2 separate regions of the Homo sapiens genome follow, and region 1 is linked to region 2. A link is a loop called in an ENCODE intact Hi-C map of the cell type or tissue named here. Cell type or tissue: PC-9. All regions are shown on one strand. Each heading gives the region's core, and the rest is flanking DNA. Links, peaks and the distances in the headings are about the cores only.

What was found. Peaks named below come from ENCODE experiments on the same cell type or tissue, not always from the same donor. Only the 100,000 strongest peaks of a DNase experiment are listed, where the experiment ranks them.
Region 1: a loop joins it to region 2, with 11 times the contacts of the local background. A loop is called at or near these places in 3 of 110 quality-filtered maps.

The regions. Positions count from the first base shown.
Region 1 is chr22:30,204,547-30,209,381 of GRCh38, forward strand. LOC105372988 (a long non-coding RNA gene) reads right to left here and starts at 2,648. Exons shown (of 3, transcript NR_188588.1): 1 at 2,502-2,648. It also overlaps a transcript of HORMAD2 not described here. RefSeq lists enhancers at 1,184-2,383, 2,238-2,859. In PC-9, for the core only: no CTCF peak of the experiment used is centred there; DNase peaks (open chromatin) are centred at 1,365, 2,635 and 4,485; H3K4me3 peaks cover 1,167 bases; H3K27ac peaks cover 4,000 bases.
Region 2 is chr22:29,623,352-29,628,546 of GRCh38, forward strand. All of the region lies in intron 1 of NF2 (NF2, moesin-ezrin-radixin like (MERLIN) tumor suppressor), which reads left to right. Among named protein-coding and RNA genes, the nearest start is that of NF2, 22 kb to the left of the region's middle. In PC-9, for the core only: a CTCF peak has its summit at 2,419 (motif pointing right); DNase peaks (open chromatin) are centred at 1,240, 2,410 and 3,360; H3K4me3 peaks cover 340 bases; H3K27ac peaks cover 4,000 bases.

The sequences.
Region 1 (4,835 bases), core at 592-4,591, 580 kb after region 2:
TCCAAATGTGAAACTCTAGGCCTTTCATGTGGTTGCTGGTCAGAAGCACATTTGATAAGGTGTCCCGGCTGTCCTGGCCGTCCCTACATGAAGTCTGTCTAGCCAAGGCATTTCCAGGGGTCTAATGAGAAGGGAACTGTGGTTGGGTGATTTCGAAGGTGATGGGAAAGACGTTGTTTTTCATTTATAAAGCTGCCAGGGCCAGTTGGGGAAAAGCAGAGGAAAGGGAAACTACAAGAAAGTAGATCCAAAGAAACAGAACCTGAAAGAGCTCCCCAGGCTGCTGCCTAGAACATCTGGAACTAAGCTAATGGGCATGGAGGGAGAGCAGCTGCCAAGCCATCTCTTGGCACGAGCTCTGAGAGCCGCCTGAGGGAGCTGGAGCAGACGCCGTGGGACTTTTCCCCTGAGTTATTGCAGCTTCCTCCTGGAGCCGGCCCGGGGTGGCGGCTCAAACATGGAAATGTGGTCTGAATCCTCTTCCCAGCAACCGCTGCTGGGCCTCAGTTTCTCTCTGTGAGGCGGGCAGTTGAGCGAAATGAAATTATAATATTTAATTATAATATTGCGAGTGTCAGACACTGCGCTGAGTTCTGCATGTGGATCCTCTTAATCCTTAAAACAACTCCAGAGGTGGCAATGATTGCACCCACTTTACAGATAGAATAACTGGTCAGAGAGGGTGTGTGTGTGTTACCTAAGGTCACGGAGCCAGCAAGGGCACCGGGTGAGAATTTGAACCCAGAGCCACTGGCTTCCTAACCACAGCGCTCTCCTGCTGAGCAGGGACAAGTACTCATCTTCCCAGCTCTCCCTGCAGTCAGGGAGCCAGAACACCCTGGGACCGGAAACTGCTGCCTGGATGACCTCAGCCAGCTACCTCGTTTCGCAGACGGGGAAAGTGAGAACCAGAGAAGGCCGGTGACTGGCCCAAGGTCACGTTGTGTCCCATATCCTCCTCTCATTCCCGGACGTCCAGCTCCCCAACAGCCCCAGCACAGAGCTGGGGAAAAATCTTCAGAGACATCCCCTTGGGAAGACAGCTGGAAGGCAGGGCTGAGCCGGGGTCATTTGTGACCCAGCGGTGAGGTGATGAGGTACTGACGAAAGTACTGTATTTCCCCCTTTTGAGAAACGCTTTGGCATCAGATGAGTCTTGGGGGAGGGAGGAGAGGAATTTGGCAGGGATCTGGTTATAAGCCATCTGGAGGGTGGCGTGAGGACCGGAAAAGCCGCTGCCCGTTCTGTTTGGTCTCATCCCCTGAATGAGGTCACTGAATGTGCACGGGAGGCTCAGCGCTGCCCCACTCCAGCCTGATGGAGAAATCCTACCCGAAATCCCAAAGCAGGGCAGGGACATTCCCACCAGATACTTTTGCAGCCTTTGTCCTGTGGGACGAAGCAAGGGATGATGACACACTCGCCTGCCCACCCGGAAGTGAGTCTCAGGTCATTGCATCAGAAGGGTGACAACCTAACACAAGTCATTGCTAAGCAACTCTCGCGTGCTCAGTATTCACATTTTCTTGCTTCATTCTGACCACTACACTGCACAGGAGCCATTATTCTCACCCCCCGCCTCCATTTACAGATGAGGACACCGAGACCCAGAGAGTTTTTTGTTTTGTTTTGTTTTTTGAGATGGAGTCTTGCTCTGTCACCCAGGCTGGAGTGCAATGGCACGATCTCAGCTCACTGCAACCTCTGCCTCCTGGGTTCAAGAGATTCCCTTGCCTCAGCCTCCTGAGTAGCTGGGACTACAGGCACCTGCCACCACACCCAGCTAATTTTGTATTAGAGATGGGGTTTCACCATGTTGGCCAGGCTGGTCTCCAACTCCTGACCTCGTGATCCACCTGCCTCAGCCTCCCAAAGTGCTGGGATTACAGGCATGAGCCACCGCGCCTGGCCTGTTTTATTTTTTGTTTTGTTTGTTTGTTTTGTTTTGTTTTCAGAGATAGGGTCTGGCTTTGTTTTCCAGGTTAGGGTGCAGTGGTGCGACCATAGCTCACTGTAGCCTCAAACTCCTGGGCTCAAGCAATCCTCTCGCCTCAGCCTACCAGGAACTGGAACTACAAATGCATGCCACCATCCCCAGCTAATATTTTTCCTTTTTGGAAAAATGAAGTCTCACTATGTTGCCCAGGCTGGTCTCAAACTCCTGGGCTCAAGTGATCCTCCTGCAGTGCTGGGATTACAGGCATGAGCCACTCTGCCCGGCCAATCTCAGAGAGTTTTGATGAAGTTACAAAATTCTGACCATGGAGCCAGAACTCAAATCTAGGTATGTGAGGTCTGAGCCCAGGCTTCCACCAGGGCCACTGTGCTGCAACTGCCACCACTTCCTGGCACCTCAAGTGACACCCGAGCATCATTCAAGGGAAATGGCCCATATCCCGGCAATTCCCCCACCCGCCCCACTTTCTTCTCTGAATTAGGGACTTCGGCAGAGACAGAGCCCCAGCAGCCTCCACCCGTCCCCTCGTGTCGGCCTTGCTCACCCACGGATGAGTCAGTTGGAATGTTTGGACATCCCAGCTCAGCGGCTGTGGTACCAGGAGCTGTCAGGAGGCGGGAATGCAGAGAATGTGGCTCACTGTGCTCCCGCCCGCCCAGGCTGAATCCGCAGAGAGGTTTGGAAGGTGAATGACACAATGTTTGTCAAGGGTTTGGGACGACAGGTGCATGTGAAGATGAGGACAAAGACTGATTCTTTTCTTGGGGCTGCCAGCACAGTTTCGCATCCCTCCCACACATGTCCGCATTCCAGGCCCAGACACTCCGTGCCCTGGGCTCCTATGAAGGGCAAGAAACCACTGATTAGGAAGCAAGAAGAAGAAAAAGAAATGTCCCAGGCTCTTAAAAGAAAGAGTGTTTGACCTCTTTACCCAAATGCCATCCTGAAACACAGCTTTTTTGTTTTTCGTTTTTTTTTTCTTTTAGAGACAGGGTCTTGCTCTGTCACCCAGGCTGGAGTGCAGTGGCACGCTCACAGCTCACTGCAGCTTCCAACTCCTGGGCTCAAGCGATCCTCCCGCCTCAGCCTCCCAAAGCACTGGGATTACAGGCGTGAGCCACTGCACCAGGCCCTGAAACACTGCTTTGATTCTGTCTCTCTCCTACTCAGATGCCTTTGTGCAGGCCGACAATCTTTTCTGGTGTCTTCTCTGTGCGGGGCTGTGTCTGGGCACTGAGTAGACAGTAGTGAAGAAGATGATGATAGTCCTTCCCCAGGGAGTTTCCTTTCTGGAGAGAGGTTCAGATAATTAAAAAGTGAGTGCGCTCACGCCTGTAATCCCAGCACTTTGGGAGGCCAAGGCGGATGGATCACAAGGTCAGGAGTTCGAGACCAGCCTGGCCAATATGGTGAAACCCCGTCTCTACTAAAAATACAAAAATTAGCCAGCCATGATGGTGGGCACCTGTAATCCCAGCTACTCAGGAGGCTGAGACAGGAGAATCGCTTGAACTCGAGAGGCGGAGGTTGCAGTGAGCCGAGATTGCGCCATTGCACTCCAGCCTGGACGACAGAGCGAGACTCTGTCTCAAAAAAGAAAAGTGAGTGTGTGATTACAGATGAGCAGTGTGGGGGAGGAAACAAACTAGGTCTATGATGGAAATTAGGGGAATGGGGTTCCTTTAAAATGAAATCAAACTCCGAGAGCTGCGTGCTGCCTAAATGTGTCACCTCACTGCCCACTGAACACACCATATTTTTCTGCCTCACTGCCTCAGTTCCTGTAATCTCCCCATCCGGGTTCCTTTTTCCTCCCACCTTTCCAGAGTCTGTGCTGCCCACCCCGCCATCCAGAAACTTCCTTGCCCACTTAGGGCTCTGCCCTGTGGATATAAGGTCACCTTCTCATCTCTCTCCCTTCCTATGGGAAGCATAGTTATCTCATGCACCAAGGCTGCGTGAGAATTCCCTCTGACACAAGGGCCCCAGAATCTTTTATTTTGGTGCCAGGCACTGGGGAGATGCAAAATAAATAGTTCTTTAGCAAATGAGCATCCCCAGACTCTGGCTGACTGTGGAAGGTCTGGAGAATGAGCAAAGAAATCGCGTTTAAGAAATGCTCAGTGCAGGAGCCAGCCTGGACCGTGTGGATTCAGGAGGTCCACATCACATGCACGCTGTTCAGGAAGGAGGAAGGGCTAAGGGTAGGAACTGTTTGATCAGCCCCTCTTCCGGAAGCTCAGGCCCCCAGATGTTGCCTTGATTACCTATCAAAATGAGCAAATGCCAGATTCACCCAAGGCTTCGCTGACGCAGGGCACTGGAGAGAGAAAAACCACTGAGCTGATTATTTTGGCTTTATCCACCACATCTGTTTCAGCTCAGCATCTCTGCTTGTCATCTTTAAAGAGATGGCTGCAGCGTTACAGAATCTTAGAGCTGGAAATGGCCTTGGAAGTCCTCACATCTCTCCACCTCCTTTTGCAGATAAGGGTCATGTCGCTCAGAGGCTGTGACTCACCCCCGGCCACGTGGCCGGTAGGAGGCCCAGCTGGGCCCGGAAAGAGGACCGTGGTTCTCAGCTCCCAGGCCGGAGCTTTCCCCGGTTTTCCAAGCTTCCTCTTGGATCACACCAAGTCGTTTCCCCATTCGCCTCCGTTAGGCCTCACGAGTGAGAGAAGCTAGCCATGGCCCTTTCTCTCTCACTTCCCTCACTGCCCACCGCCCCCAAAAAAGGGAGAGATTCTCTTCCAGAACCAAACAGCGATGTTTTTTTTCCTCAACCGACGTCCTGTACCCTCCAAACTAGGCCCATCTCCAGGAGCACAGGCGCCTACACTCATACAGTGACTGAAAGAATGTCATCCACCCTCCCATC
Region 2 (5,195 bases), core at 1-4,000:
ACTAGAAGTGTGATTTAAAGTGGTTGGCATGCAAAATGATTTGGAACGTTTGGGGTTTGGGGTAGGGAGAGAGAGGTTGGAAGTAGGAAACAATTAGAAGGCAAACGCTTTGGGCAAGGTATCACATTGAAACCTGAACAGCAGTGGGACTTGCTGGGGGTTGGGACAAAACTAGGCAGATGTAAGCATCTAGTGAATCTAGAGATTAGGGTGTTCTGTGACCAAGAATGAGCAGAAGACCTGCTAGGCTCAAGATTCAGGAGATTCTCAGGTCCAAAGCCAGTCCTCAGTCTCCGAAGTCAGTCAGGCAGAAGGGAAGTTGGATCAAGCTGGCCAGAGTTGAGCTCAGGAAGTCAGTGCACTTTCTCTTGTCTGGTTCCTGCATCGTTTTACTTGTGTAAAATCATCAAGATCCCTAAACCGATGTCTGAACACCAGGCTTCTAGGCAGAGCTCCACCGTGTGACCTTGGGCGCATCACTTATTTCCCCCAGGCCTCAGTTCTTCTGAAAGATGAGGGGAAGAACTCACATTCAAAGGCCCTCAGCTTTAGCGTCTTATTTTAGGTGATCTGGGCAGAAGAGTCTCACTGTGCTCCTCTCCCTTTCATATTTCCTGCTTTGGTAGGAAGTCATCTCAAGACTTGAGTGTATAGGCATGAGGAAGTCTGCTAGAGGACAGGAAGAATATTGCTTAAAGAATAAGAGCTACAGCCCTGATGGAAGGGGTAAATTGGCCTGGGAAAAGCCCTGCCTCTGCTACCTGCTTCCCAAGTGACCTTGAACTTAACTCTTTAAACCTCAGTTGCTGCATCTATAAAATGAGAATAATAGTATCTTTTTTATAGGGTTTTTTTTGTTTTGTTTGTTTGTTTTTAGACGGAATCTCCCTCTGTTGCCCAGGCTGGAGTGCAGTGGCACGATCTCGGCTCACTGCAACCTTTGCCTCCCGGGTTCAAGCGATTCTCGTGCCTCAGCCTCCTGAGTAGCTGGGATTATAGGAGTGCACCACCACGCCTAGCTAATTTTTGTATTTTTAGTAGAGATGGGGTTTTGCCATGTTGGCTAGGCTGGCCTGGAACTCCTAACCTCAAGTGATTCTCCTGCCTTGACCTCCCTAAGTGCTAGGATTACAGGTGTGAGCCAACGTGCCTGGCCAGGGTTGTTTTGAGACATGAATGAGGTGGACCTTTACAGGCACTTGGTTCAGGGCCTGACCCGTAGTGAGCATTTGATAAATGTTACCTATCTATGTTGTCATGGGCTGGGAGTGTGGGAACAGGAAGTGTCTCATGCCAGAAGCACTGTGAATTTTCTCCTTTAATCATTGCCTTCATTTTCTTTGAACCTTATTCAGATTGTCCATGCCTTTGTAATTGTAGACCCTCTAAACTATAATTAGTCCAAATAAAATGGACTCACCTTATGCCATGTTCTTGTTGAAGGGTCCTCTTTCTTTCTTTCTTTCTTTCTTTCTTTCTTTCTTTCTTTCTTTCTTTCTTTCTTTCTTTCTTTCTTTCTCTTTCTCTCCTCTTTCTGTCTCTCTCTTCTTTCTCTCTCTCTCTCTCTCTCTTTCTTTCTTTCTTTCTTTCTTTTTCTTTCTTTCTCTTTTCTTGCTCTATTGCCAGGCTGGAGTGCAGTGGTGAGATCTCGGCTCACTGCAACCTCCGCCTCTGCCTCCCAGGTTTAAGCGATTCTCCTTTCTCAGCCTTCCGAGAAGCTGGGACTACAGGCGTGCGCCACTAATTTTTGTATTTTTAGGAGAGACGGGGTTTCACCATGTTGGCCAGGATGGTCTCGATCTCTTGACCTCGTGATCCACGCTCCTCGGCCTCCCAAAGTGTTGGGATTACAGGCACGAGCCATTGCACCCGGCCAGATCTTCTTTTTTGTAACATGCTAAGTAATACAATCTCTATTTAGCTTGATGTCCACGGTGATAGCAGGATTCTTTTCGGATTTCTGCCATAGTTAATTATTCTGCATTCTTTTGTCCCTAGTGTGTCATATTGAAATTTTTCTTTTTTCTTTGTTTTTGATGACTTCTCCAGTTATTCATGCTAGTTTTGCATTCCTGTCCAAGAACATTTTTGCTGCTTGTTTATTTTTAATTTCATAAACTAAAGCGTTTGAGGTTTTAAAAACCCAGAATTGAGTTTTCTCAGAGCTGCTAATCTTTCTAGCCAGCTGGTGACGAGGCTTCTCAATTCTTGTTACAGGATGATGTGTTCTGTCCTCCTGTCTGTGCTTTGTCTAATTTAGATTCTAAATCCACATGTTTAGGACATTTTTAGCGTGTCAAAATTTATTACCAAAGTAGTGCTGACTTCAGGGAAAAATTTTTAATGGAATCTTTAGTCACTCATGTTGACACAAGGTGCTTGTCCTAGTGCAGGAATCTGTGTGGCACCACTAGGTGGTGCCAGACTGCATCATTTTTAAAGACAGCCTTTTCTCTTCCAACTCTTTTGCCACTGTTCTCTTTTTTGCTTCTTTGCCAAATTTGGACCGAGCTTTGAAAACTTCATATAAACTTTCTCTTAGTGAGTTATGTTGCTTATAGCTTTTCCCTCCACCTTGCCTGTTTTAGTCTTCTTGTTTCAATAGTTTTGATAGTTTGACATTCAGATAAAACTTAAAACTGAAGCCCAAAGTAATTACTAAATGTATCTCGACTGATCTGTGGTTTTAAATTCACCAACAGTGCATCTCCCTACTTGCTTAATCATATTGATTTTGAGATTAAATCAGTCTCATAAATATGTTAGTCTTCAGCCCACGGTAGTTCTCATCCATCTGCAGACTTTTTTTTTTTTTTTTTTTGAGATGGAGTCTAACTCTGTCACCAGGCTGGAGTACAGTGGCGCCATCTCAGCTCATGGCAATCTCTGCCTCCTGGGTTCAAGCGATTCTCTTGCCTCAGCCTCCCGAGTAGCTGGGACTACAGGTGCTTGCTACCACGCCCAGCTAATTTTTGTATTTTTAGTAGAGACAGGGTTTCACCATGTTGGCCAGGATGGTCTCGATCTCTTGATCTCGTGATCCACCCGCTTCGGTCTCCCAAAGTGCTGGGATTACATGTGCGAGCCACCACGCCCAGCCCCATCTGCAGATATTTTTACCAGTCCTATCCACTCATGCCTGTACCTTCTAATGTTATTAAAGTCAGTTTTATTATCATTGATGACCATGAGACTTAATCAAAAGGTCAAGCTAGAAACAGAGAATATTCAAAATTTCTTTCCAGGCAAACATCTGGGTTCAATAGAAGCTAGTTCACATGAATGGATCATGCTCTAGCTCTGTTGTGCTGGAGCTTTTTTGAAGGAATGCATTGTTACATACTAACCACAATTTTTACATTGTCCAGGGCAGGAGTAACCAGTTGGTTGATACTTAGTCAGGGGTTGTGTTTCGTAATCTGCTAGTTGTACTTGATGTTTAGGCATTTGAAATTTAACCTTGTGCCTTATTTGTGCTGAATTTACTATTGTTTCCTATTTGTAGTGCTCTGCAAAATTATTCTCAGTATATCACACATTTGTAATCATTGCCAATCACTGAATATCAATAACATGCTAGGTGATAAGAACTTCTATTTTTCAGCAGCATTATCATTCCCAATTTTACTACATCAGAGAGTTCATCATTATACAGTCAACTCATGATTATTAGGAGTAAGGAACGTAATAGCAGACCCTGAATGAGGGAAAAGAATGTGAAACCACACATAAACTAAAGGTGAAGTCATTTACATCCCTGAAAATGATTTTAAGATACAGAATGAGATGTTAAAGGATCAAAAGAAAATTATCGTAGCAATGAAAAATGCTACATGGTTTATACAAAGTCATGTCAAGCTCATAGACTCAGAGAGTGGTGTTAATCCTGAAGACCACTTGATGATTATGGAAGCCGAGACCCAAAGAGGTTAAGTGACTTACCCAGCACAGCGGGTTTGGGTGTTTTATAGCTGTTTGACTATATGAGCTATGATTGCTCTCATGTTGTGAGCTAAATTCCAAAGATATTGTCGTGTTTGCTTTTGTGGGGACTGTATTGCTTTCATAGCATGATGGTTGTATTGTTTCTTTTTGCTTTGTCATCTGTCAGTCAACTTTGAAGTGAATCTTCTTTGTTTACAGCATAGTAAAATATGGTGATTGCATGGCTCATAAGAGATTTACAAATGAAGAAACTGAGGCCCGGTTGAGCTGCATGGCACACCCAAGTCATAGACTTGTGTGTGGTTGAGGCAGAGAATCTAGGATACAGACCTCCCTGCTGGGTTCCTCCCGCTCCCATAACTGCTCTGCACTTCAGCGGGAAAGATGCCAGAAACTGCAAGCATAAGGCCTTTTTTTCCCCTAAAAAACTGTAATTCATTTGGTTTTGAAAGACTTACCAGAGTTTAAAAGCTCCATTTTGTGGCTTCCCAAGGTGCTGTGATTTGTTTCTTACTAGTCTCCTTTGTTCTGTGGAAAATTTTCTTCTTTGGTTGTTTGAGATTTAGATTTCCTTGCCAAGGTATTTTTAGAGAGAGGAAATCAGTATGTTTCACCAAAGGGGTAAAATATATACCTTAAGGCCTAATTATGCAATTACATTTTTAATAACGAGTGTCATAAATTCTTGCTTCATTGCAATCATTAATTGGAAGACTGTTCTGCTCAGAAGCCTCATCTAGTTATCATGATTATCATCAACATCGTCAACCAACCACAAGCATCAAGCATTTATGGAGTATCCACAGATTATGCAGCACTTGCCAGGGTTCTGGGAGACTTAATCTGTGTGTGTGTGTGTGTGTGTGTGTGTGTGTGTGTGTGTGTGTGTACACCCTTGCCTTCAAGGAGTTTGTGATCTGCAGAACTGGAGGAAAGACAGAAAACTTGGGGAAAGACAAGTACCTCATTTTTCAATATGTGTAAAGCCCATACTGATTCATGTATGTGGCATTGGGGGACATGGACAGCAGGGAGACAAAGGGATAGATCTTAGAAAGGTCTAGTTACAAATAAATGGAAGCACATAAGTTTGCTGACATGGGAGGACATAGGCTGGGTTGTAATAAGGTAGGGTAATTGGTTGAAGGAGGGAGGAAGAAATTGGTGAAGAGTTGAAGGCAGTAATTAAATAGATTTGGCATAATAACAGAGATGATTGGAGAACTGGGAGAAGAAAATTACTTGCTGTA